Linked DNA regions of Homo sapiens: region 1 is linked to region 2. The links are chromatin loops, found by intact Hi-C in ENCODE. Cell type or tissue: OCI-LY7. All regions are shown on one strand. Each heading gives the region's core, and the rest is flanking DNA. Links, peaks and the distances in the headings are about the cores only.

Evidence for each region. Hi-C counts contacts between places; a loop is a spot of excess contacts. Peaks named below come from ENCODE experiments on the same cell type or tissue, not always from the same donor. Only the 100,000 strongest peaks of a DNase experiment are listed, where the experiment ranks them.
Region 1: a loop joins it to region 2, with 2.8 times the contacts of the local background. A loop is called at or near these places in 2 of 110 quality-filtered maps.

The regions. Positions count from the first base shown.
Region 1 is chr16:46,976,771-46,983,255 of GRCh38, reverse strand. It overlaps DNAJA2-DT (DNAJA2 divergent transcript), which reads right to left. Exons shown (of 2, transcript NR_186372.1): 2 at 4,273-4,651. Among named protein-coding and RNA genes, the nearest start is that of DNAJA2-DT, 6.2 kb to the right of the region's middle. In OCI-LY7, for the core only: a CTCF peak has its summit at 3,336; no DNase peak of the experiment used is centred there.
Region 2 is chr16:47,490,799-47,495,798 of GRCh38, reverse strand. All of the region lies in intron 1 of PHKB (phosphorylase kinase regulatory subunit beta), which reads right to left. Among named protein-coding and RNA genes, the nearest start is that of PHKB, 32 kb to the right of the region's middle. RefSeq lists enhancers at 2,813-2,882, 3,174-3,696. In OCI-LY7, for the core only: no CTCF peak of the experiment used is centred there; DNase peaks (open chromatin) are centred at 2,248, 2,698, 3,008, 3,278 and 3 weaker places; H3K4me3 peaks cover 3,611 bases; H3K27ac peaks cover 4,418 bases.

The sequences.
Region 1 (6,485 bases), core at 784-5,783, 510 kb after region 2:
CACACCCAGCTAATTTTTGTATTTTTAGTAGAGACAGGGTTTCTCCATGTTGACTACATTGGTCTTGAACTCCTGGCCTCAAGTGATCTGCCTGCCTCAGCCTCCCAAAGTGCTGGGATTACAGGCGTGAGTCACCATGCCCAGCCTATTCTGACTTTAAAACAAATATTTTAGGCAGGGCACGGTGGCTCACACCTGTAATCCCAGCACTTTGGGAGGCCGAGGCGGGTGGATCACCTGAGGTCAGGAGTTTGAGACCAGCATGACCAACATGGAGAAACCCCATCTCTACTAAAAACACAAAATTAGTAGGGCGTGGTGGCACATGCCTGTAATCCCAGCTACTCGGGAGACTGAGGCAGGAGAACTGCTTGAACCTGGGAGGCAGAGGTTGCAGTGAGCCGAGATCGTACCATTGCACTCCAGCCTGAGCAAGAGCGAAACTCCGTCTCAAAAAAAAAATAAATATTTTAAAGACTGTATGTCAGAACAACATCATGTGTTCTTCATGTGCAAAATTTTTTTTCAAAAATGTTCAAATATAGGATAACCTTAGACTATTTAAAAAAATACAATGCCCTCACCTTACCTCAGATCAATTCGGTCACGATTTCTGGGAGGACAGACCCAGAAAATAGCATTTTTAAAAGTTCCCCTAGGGGTTCTGATGAGCAGTCAGTGAACTGTCCTAGGTCTTACTTCTTTATACACTGGCAATATGTTGAGGGGATTCCCAAATTTACATCTCCAGTTTGAACACCTGCCCCTTTCAACTCTATTCTTACAAGCCCAGCTGCTTGGCTGAGTGCAGTGGCTGTAATCCCAACACTTTGGGAGGCCGAGGTAGGAGGACTGCTTGAGCCCAGGAGTTTGAGGCTGCGGTGAGCTATGATTGCACCATTGTACTCCAGCCAGGGCAATGGAAAAAAAAAATCAAACTGCTTAATATTTATCCAATAACGAGTTGGCAAGGATGTGGACAAAAGCAAACCCTTGCACACTGTTGGTAGGAATGTAAATTAGTACAGCCACTATGGAGAACAGCATGGATGTTCCTCAAAAAACTAAAAACAGAACTACCATAAGACCCAGTAATCCCACTTCTGGGTGTATATCCAAAAGAACTGAAATCAGTATGTCAATGAGATGTCTGCACTCCTATGTTCACTGAAGCATTATTCAGAATAGCCAAGACATGGAACCAACCTAAGTGTCCATCAATGGATGAATGGAAAAGAAAATGTGATACACACACACACACACACACACACACACACACACACACACTGGAATACTATTCAGTTATTAATAAGAGGGAAATTCTGCCTTGTTTTTGAGATGGAGTCTTGCTCTGTTGCCCAGGCTGGAGCGCAGTGATGCAATCACAGCTCACTGCAACCTCTGTCTCCCAGGGTCAAGCGATTCTCCTGCCTCAGCCTACCAAGTAGCTGGGTTTACAGGCACATGCCACCACAACCGGATAATTTTTTTGTTTTGTTTTGTTTTTCCTGAGATGGAGTCTTGCTCTGTCACCCAGACTGGAGTGCAGTGGCGCAATCTCGGCTCACTGCAACCTCTGCCAGGTTCAAGCGATTCTCCTGCCTCAGCCCCCCGAGTAGCTGGGATTACAGAAGTGTGCCACCATGCCCAGCTAATTTTTGTATTTTTAGTAGAGACAAGGTTTCACCGTGTTGGCCAGGCTGGACACAAACTCCTGACTTCAGGTGATCCACATGCCTCGGCCTCCCAAAGTGCTGGGTTTAGAAGCCTGAGCCACTACACCCGGCCTAATTTTTTTATTTTTAGTAGAGATGGGGTTTCACTGTGTTGGCCAGGCTGGTCTTGAACTCCTGACCTCAGGTGATCAGCCTCCTTGGCCTCCCAAAGTGCTGGGATTACAGGCGTGAGCCACCACACCCGGACAAAAAAGAGGGAAATTTGGTCATTTGTAACAAAAGAATTGAACCTGGAGAACATTATGCTAAGTGAAATAAGCCAGGCACAGAAAGACAAATACCACATGATCTTGCTTACATATGGGATCTAAAAATCTTATGGAAGTATAGTTGTGGTTATCAGAGGCTGTGAGGAGAGGAGGAATGAGGAGATGTTGACCAAAGTGTACACTTTCAGTTTGACAGGAAGATAATGTTTTAAGATCTGTTGCACAACATGGTAACCGTAGTCAACAATAATGTATTGTATATTTTAAAATTGCTAAAAGAACAGATTTTAAATGTTCTCACTACAAAAAAAATAAGTATGTAAGGTGATGGATATGTCAGTTTGGTATAATCATTCCACAATGTATATTATACATACATTAAAACATTGGACCGGGCACAGTGGCTCACACCTGTATCCCAGCACTTTGGGAGGCCGAAGTGGGCAAATCACCTGAGGTCTGGAGTTCAAGACCAGCCTGGCCAACATGGTGAAACCCCATCTCTACTAAAAAATTACAAAAATCAGCCAGGCATGGTGGCAGGTGCCTGTAATCCCCACTACTTGGGAGGCTGAGGCAGGAGAATCGCTTGAGCCCGGGAGGTGGAGGTTGCAGTGAGCCGAGACCACACCATTCCACTCCAGCATGGGCGACAAGAGCGAAACTCTGTCTCATAAAAAAAAAAAAAACAAAACAAAAAACCGTACGAGTTTGAGACCAGCCTGGGCAACAGAGCAAGACCCTGTCTCTACAAAAAATAAAAATATTAGCCAAGTGTGAGTTGGCACACAACTCAGGAGGTTGAGGTGGGAGGACTGCTTGAGCTAAGGAGTTTGAGGCTGCAGTGAGCTTTGATCTTGCCACTGTACTCCAGCCTGAGTGATACAGTGAGACCTTGTCTCAAAAATAAATTTAATTTAAAAAATATTTCCTTGAATGTTAATAAATTAACATGAACTTTTATTTTCACCCTGCCCTCATTTCTGCCCAACATCTAATTCTATCAGTTCAAAGGTGAAAATATATCCAGAAGCCGATTCCTCACCAACTCAACATCTTCTATCTTGGCCCAAGTCACCTCTCACCTAGGTTTTATTACAATAGGTTCTCAACACAGCTAACAGAATGATGTGTTTAAAATGCACTTATGTCTCTCCTCTAATCAAAATCCTTTAATAGCATAGCCAGGAGTGGTGGCTAACACATGTAATCCCAGCATTTTGTGGGGCTGAAGCAGGCGGATCACTTTGAGCTTAGGAGTTTCGAGACCAGCCTGGGCAACACGGCAAAACCCTGTCTCTACAAAAAATATAAAAATTAGCCAGGCATTGGTGGTACATGCCTATAGTCCCAGCTACTCAAGAGGCTGAGGCTGGAGAATCACTTGAGCCCAGGAAGTGGAGGGTGCAATGAGTGGAGATGGCGCCATTGCACTTCAGTCTGGGTGACAGAGCAAGACTCTATCTCAAAAAAAAAAAAACAAAAAACAAAAAAACCAAAACCCTTTAACAGCTTCCCAGCTCACTCAGAGTAAACATCAAAGTCTTTATAGTGGACCTGATTGAGTCCCCGACAACCTCTCTGATGTGAGCTCTTTCCAAGATCTCCCTACCTTGCTGCTACCCAGTCATACTGGCCTCCTTCCTCTAACAAACCAGGCATGCTCTGCCTTAGGGCCTTTGCAGGCCCACTGCCTCAGCAATTGTTTTCTCACATATCCTCAAGGCCCTGCTTCCTCTAGATCACTGTTCAAATGTCACCTTCCTCAAACACCTTAAATAAAAATTGTTCCCAACCCCAATACTCTCGTTTTCTCTACAGCACATAATACCATCTGATATGCTATGTATTTACTTATTTACTGCCTGCCTTCCCCACTAGATGTACATTCTGTAAAGGCAGCGATTTTGTTTCGTTTATGGCTGTCCCCTATCCTACCAAACAGTGCCTGCCACATAGGAGGGTCCACAACACATATTTGTTGAATGAATGAATCTATAGATAAGTGAAAAAAACTCAGATTCAGATTCTCGCACTCAATTAACACAGAAGACTTCTGTGACCAAATATGTGGGGATTTCTCCCCACCAACAAGCAAGCAATCAATTATACAGTAGACACCAGGTAGGTGACCTCCAACTCAATTCTGACACTATCTACTTGGTAGCATCAGATCCCACAGGTTGAGGGCTCAGTCGCCTCACTTCTGATACCAATAGCAAGCCCCAGGTTGTTTCACCTGTGTCTCTGACCAGCTGAATAGAAATTAGGGTTCCCATGAACCCTTCCTTGGGTTTGATTAATTTTGCTACAGTGGCTCACAGGACTCTGGGAAACACATTTACCAATTTATTATAAGGAATGTTACAAAGGATACAGATGGAGGGATGCACAGAGCAAGGTATGAGGGAAGGGGCTCAGAGCTTTTATGCCCAGGTGCCCCACCCTCCAGGAACCTCCACATGTTCAGCTATCCAGGAACTCCAACTCTGTCTTCTTGGGCCTTTTATGGAGACTTTACTGGACAGGCATAATTGACAACCATGTAAAAATGTGACTGGACAAAAAGGTATGATCTAATATTAACAGACTGAGTGGGGAAACCCAGCAAGGCCTGTCTGCTTAGATTCCTCATGGCCTCTCTGTGCAGCACTCCCTTCTTGAGGATATGGAACAGGACCCCTTCAGAAATGGAAGTCTCATGACCTACAATCAGACAAGATAGGTCAGATAATTCCTTCTCTTCTCATAATTAAAAATATATTTTTTTAAAGATAGGGTCTCACTCTGTCACCCAGGATGGAGGGCAGTGGCACAATCATAGTTCACTGTAACTTTCAACTCTCGGGCTCAAGTGATTCTCCCACCTGAGCCTCTCAAATAGCTAGGATGACAGGTGCACAACACCCAGCTAATTTTTTCTTTCTTCTTTTTTTTAGAGATAAGATCTTGCGGGCCGGGCATAGTGGCTCACACCTGTAATCTTAGCACTTTGGGAGGCCGAGGCAGGCAGATCACTTGAGGTCAGGAGTTCGAGACCAGCCTGGCCAACATGGTGAAACCCCATCTCTACTAGAAATACAAAAAATTTGCCCAGCATGGTGGCAAACACCTGTAGTTCCAGCTACTCGGGAGGCTGAGGCAGGATAATCACTTGAACCTGGGAGGCAGAGATTGCAGTGAGCCAAGATCGTGCCACTGCACTCCAGCCTGGGTGACAGAGTGAGATTCCGTCTCAAAAAAAAAAAAAAAAAACAACTCGCTATGTTGCCCAGGCTGGTCTCAAATTATCCTACCACCTCGGCCTCTTGAAGTGCTGGGATTACAGGTATGAGCCACCACTCCCCAGCCCCAGCTAATTTTAAAAAATTTTTGTAGAGACGGGTCTTGCTATGTTGTCCAGGCTAATCGAATTTTTTTTTTGAGATGGAGTCTCGCTCTGTTGCCCAAGCTGGAGTGCAGTGGTGCGATCTCCGCTCACTGCAAGCTTGGCCTCCCGGGTTCACGCCATTCTCCTGCCCCAGCCTCCCAAGTAGCTGGGACTACAGGTGCCCACCACCACGCCCGGCTAATTTTTTGTATTTCTAGTAGAGACGGGGTTTCACCGTGTTAGCCAGGATGGTCTCGATCTCCTGACCTCGTGATCCACCCACCTTGGCCTCCCAAAGTGCTGGGATTACGCGCATAAGCCACCACGCCTGGCCTTTATGTATATTATGTATATATTATATATATATTACAGTGGTAATGAGGTGTGTGTATATATATACACATATATGTGGAAAACATATATATTCATATTCATATCTCATATTATCACAATAGACATATCTTCTCCACTATTTTTCCCACACTAATTGTTAGATGGCTAAATTTATTGGGTCAATTTCTCTGCTTACTATACCACTGCAATTATATAAGCAAACTGAACCTTTGGAAAATGCTAATTAATAAGGCAGGGTTTGACACGACTGGGTTTGAAAGGCCAGCAGTGGGGCTAGAAATACCTACCACATACAACTGTGCTGCCCCATCACTGAATAATCTACTTTAAGCACTGAAAGAAATTCAGAGATTATTCAGTGATCCAAGTCCCACAATTTTTTCTTTCCAGAGTACCAACAATCATCAAATTATGTGGTCCTGACACCCTCATAACAAGAACCATCAGTACCTTCTTCTGTATCCCCCCAAAATATTTTAACCTGCATCACTTACTCTATACATTCAAACCTAGTTAAAGCAGAAAGCAAAACTATTTTCTGACTGCCTCAATGATATATCTGGAGTTGTCTAAGTAATGGATTACACAGTTCCCAATTACTTGTGAACAGTATCAATGGTCTTCAAAAATACTACAGTTCCTATACCCCCCGTCCCAGTCCATATCCACCTCCTCTCCATCCCAACCCTTCACAGTTACACAAGCATACTAAATCAAAGCAAAGGAATTGAACACCAATATAAGCCTGGCAGAAATCTGAAATCACTGCCGCCTCAAACTTTAGATCACTGCAGCGCTCAGGTGTACTGTGACTCA
Region 2 (5,000 bases), core at 1-5,000:
CTTTCCTGCTTCAAAGGAAAGGACCCAGCCCCCTCCAGTCATGCCCTTGCCTTCCTGTATTCAACTAGCTCCAGGCAGGTATAAGCATATGGGTAGCCTGGCAATCAGAAAGGAGTAATATGCCACTGCTAGAGCATAAGGTAATAAGCTCTAGGAGTCTATACACTCCCAGTGAAGCTCATTCACTATGAAAGAAAATAAATTAGGTACAAATAATCATAATTTATAAATTGTGCATATGTATATATAAAAATTAAAGGGGACACCTTTGCTGAGGTGGAAGAATTGCGGGTAACATTTCTGTTTTTATTTAGATCTCTATTAGTAGAGGTAGTATTTTGCTTTACATACAAAACATAAATCACCAAGAGCTGAGTATATAATTCCATTAAAATTAAATGATACATGAGCATATGGATATAGAATATGCAAACTTAAATCAACCTGCATTACAATGGTAGGTGAATTGATTTTGAGAGATTGTTTTGATGATATTTATACCAAGATTTTAGATTTAAAAATATTTATTTTTAAAAGTGCTAGGATATTTAAGAACTAAGGGACTATAGTGATTCTGTCATCTAATTTTTCTTAAAAAAAAAAAAAAAGGAGTTCTGTTAGAGGCAACAATAAATAAACAAAAGGAAAATCAGACCTCTCAAGAAAATAAGTATCTATTCAGTAAGAGGAAAAATAGAAGATGTTCAAAGCATAGCAGAAAAGGGTAAAAGTAAAATCATCTAAATTATACATTCAAAGAACGCCCATGATAAGTCAAGAACAGCTTGGTTAGATAAATGTTATTATTTTAGTGATCATCATTGTATTGTTTCTAAAGTAACTACATAAAATTAAACAAGGATGTTCTACACAATTAACAAGGATGTTCTACACAATTTATGGTAAACAATACCACAAATCTAAGTCAAAGGAAAAGTAATCAATGTTAACATTTTAAACAAAAATAGGACATCTGGAAAGCATCAATGCCAGTAAAAATGGAGACAGCAATTAATAGAGCATGAATTCCCAAAGCAAATTAAAGAGCTACAAAATAACAGAAAATTCTACTAAATGTTCCAATTGAAATGAAATTGTAAAATGTTAATTTTTCTTTTCCATGCTTTTCCCATTCGCATTATGTCTATACGCAAACATCACAAAGTAAAATAAAACTTATCAATGATAGGAGAAAAATAGCTCAGAGCAGACTGAGCTAGGTGAGGTATGCAAAACTTACCAGGCTCAGGAAGACAAGAGTAAGGGACTTCAATCACACTTTCCTTCCTATGCACCCACACCCAAGGGCCATGTTTACAGGCATTTTTGTTCCTGACTAGCTGCCTTACCCATTATCTTCCAGTTCCTGGAATTTGTGATACAAAGAACAATATAGAGCTAATCAATAACTTTTATTATATTAATATAAGTTACTGGAAACACAACTTAGAAGCTGCCTCTTTCCTTTAAAATCCACCTGTAACTGATGCTAATCAGAAGATATATTCAGGGCAGCTTCTATCTATGCTTCCACATAGATTTAGGCTTGAATACTCTATAATGAATCACATTTTCGGAATCTAGTTATTTAAGGTTAACATTTTGGTACCCTAGATGAGATCGGAAGTGGACCTCTAGAGAGCCCCACCACTTTACCAGCAATCAGCACCTTGGTACCAATACGATAAGTCCTCCTTCACCCAACCTTGCCAAAGTCAGCAGGAATCTCTGCTAAGGCCCCTGTTGGGATCTGAATCCTCCTGGCTTGATTAAGGATTAAGACTTTATTCAATTTGTACATATTCTTAACTAGTTGAGGTTGGAAGTGAAGCTCTATAAAAGGCAAGAGTTTCATTTGTTATTCTCTAGAGATCTGTTGACCTCGGATTTGTGACTTTCATTTTTCTCTGAAGTTAAGGTTTTATTTTGAACTACTAGTTGGAGTTTTTCAACCTTTTCTATAGTTTAAACTTTGGTCTTTGAAAAGAGGAAGTGAATCTTTGAGGCTTAAGTGAAAAACATGTAATTTTAAAAACCAGTTAAATTCTGAAGCTTGGTTCAATTGATAAATCTAAAATGTTCTTGAGTGACCAAAATAATAAAAGGCTCTCATGAGTCCCACTAGGTTTCTGGTCATTCAGGAAGGAAAACGAAAATTATGGACAACTATCTCTAAAACCTAGACTTTGTCCTTAAAGGGTGACCCACCTTTAGAAACACCAGCTGGATTTATATTTAATGCTTATGGTGCCTCTTCATGCTAACATTTAGAAAACTGGTCACACGTAACTAAAGACGACCCCAAATTACAACGGTCGAAATAGTGTACTTTTAAAATACCTCAACTAGTTTATCTGTACTCTCAATTTTAAAAAGCTAGCTCTAAAATAAAATAACTAGGAGAGCTATTTTCAATGATACTTAGAAGTTTCTAAAAGAGGTTCTGACAAAGTTATTTCTTTGCAAAAGGAAAATGTAAAATTTTATAAAGTGACTTTTAAAATGAAAAGTGCTGCTGAAATTGTTCCTCTTCCTCTTTCTGTTTATTCTAACTGCTCTTCCCTTCCCCCCTCCTGCTCCTGGTGTACTGGCCTCATTTCAGGAATGAGACAGCAAGCATAAAGAGGTCCCCAGAGAACTTCCAACTGGCCTGCACACTGGGAGGAGTGTGCAACGGGGTGGAGCCTCAGGAAGTGCGCACTGTTTGCCAGAGGGAGGAGCCTGATCTCCCCTGTTCCAGGGTGGTACCTAGGATTCAATCTATGAGGCGGAAGCCAGCTAGCAAGACTTTGGCTTTGCTGAGACTCTCTGTTTACCTTTGTTTTCCTTTTTGCCCGATAAATTTTTCTTGCCCTTTAAAGTGCCTGCAAGCCTAATCTCTCATGGTTGTGTGACAAGGACCCCATTTTTAGGTGAACTAAGGAGAAAGTCCTACAACAGTTTAGCACCCAACGTGGGGCTTAAGAAAGGGTGAGTGAGATGCAAACCAAATCTATTTTTATCTCATTTTTAAGCCTTTTCATCCTCAGACTTCTGAGGGCAGGGGAAACCATGCCCCAACCCCTGTCACTCCCAGGTGTTGAGAAGGTCAGCCTCAGTCTCCATGGCATTTTCCTTTCTTTTTTGTGACGGAAGGGCGAGCAGCAGCTCCCGCCACCCTCCCCTCCCTGCCAAGGCTGGGGTGCGTGAACCAAGGGTGCCCAACAGCAGGCAGCTCTCCCTGCCATGCATCCATAGAGCCTTCCGCTCCCCCAGCCAGAAGGTCCCACTCCCTTGAACAGTAATGAAGTCTTTCTCACTGATGGAGGCATCCATTTGCATAAAAATAAGAGGTTCCTCTTTAGGCATTTTAAACTGGTTTTTTCTTTCCTTTTCTCCACCAGATCAGCAGTTGACTTTTAAATTAGCTTTTTTTTCCTTTTAGAAGACATTTTAACTAGGCTAGGAATGATAAGGATCACTGTTTATATTCTCAGTAGAGTTTTAATTGTGAAAAAGGATTTGTGAGGCTGGTCTTAATCTGTAGCCAATCTAGTGTACTTTGTCCATCTTTCCATAGCAAACTTTGTGGCAGGCCTCCATTCTGTTTTACATCCTTGGGAGCAAGGCCTGCAACCACGTGGCAATGTTTTGTTCTAGCCTCACCATTTTACAATGGCAGCCAGGAGTTCAATCCTGCCTTAGGAAATGAGTTCTTTCTAGTTTGATATCTGCAGGACCTTTGCCATTTTTTGATTCCCTGCCCCTCCACAAACTGACTTGGATTTTCTTTCTCTGAGCCTTTAGTAAAGTTTGAAAGCCAGAAATATCAGCTGTTTGGCCTGGCTAAAGTCAGGTATTAAGAAATTTTAAAAGGACCTTATTAAAGAGTGCTATGGCTAAAAGTCAGTTTAATTAAAAGCAGATATTCAAGCTCCAACAGCCTGGGACTCCTTGGGAAAAACACGGGGCGCCAGATACCCCATTTTGCAAAAAACCTCTGTTTTCCTCATGAAACCCCAGGAACTGGAAGTGGATAAATCCCTCTCAGAATTTAGGGTTCTGTTCTGTTTTGCATTGTGTTATCTGGCATTTTTTACTTTTGGGAGTATCAGAAATTACTTCACATTATGAGAGATACATAAAGACTGGCAAATGAAAGGTCTTGCAACTACTGAATCTTCTTCTAGTCTGCCTGTCAGTGTAGCTATATATGTGTTGAGTGTGATGTCTATAAAAAGACCTCTAAGTAATTGGCCTAAAGGAAGAAAAGTGCTTGGATGAAATATTTTTTAAAGGGAAGATAAAAGCTATGGTACCTTTTAGTTCACGTGACTTTAATCTTTGGGAAATAACAACAGCCTTAAAGATTATTAGTAAAATGCAGATGTCACCAATATGTAAATAGGAGGACTAAATTATGCAGGTTAGATACTAGGCTCACTAAATGTTTTAAGGTTACAAACTGCCTTTTGGGTTTTAAGAACTATTTGACTTGCTTGCTTCACAACTGGTAAGGCAATTGACATATAGACATAGTTCTATATGTCTGTAAGGGACATATACTTCCTTACAAACATATAGAACTATATGTCTGTCCCCTTATAGACATATAGAATTAACCACACCCTTACTTATGCTGGAAGGAGTCAATTATGCTGGCTGTATCTGGCACACAATTAAAACAACTTGCCAGGATTTACATTAAAGTTCAAATTGCTAGGAGGTACCATTAAAACACATAATTGAAACTACTGGAAATAGATTTACATGCTAGGTGTATAAGAACAGTAAAATGTGTTTTTAATGAAAGATTATTAGAAGATAGGAAAATGTAAAGTATTGGCTAGGGTTAAAGAATTGTTTTGAATTAGATAAGGTAAAGCTGAAGGTTCAAACAAGTGGCAGAAGGATCGTGGAAATGATTCTTGCAGAAGAGGCTTTCTGTGTGAACATGTTGACTAGGTTCTGGGGGTTATTATGTGGTTTCTCTGTGGGTTGAGCATTGGAATGAAAGCACA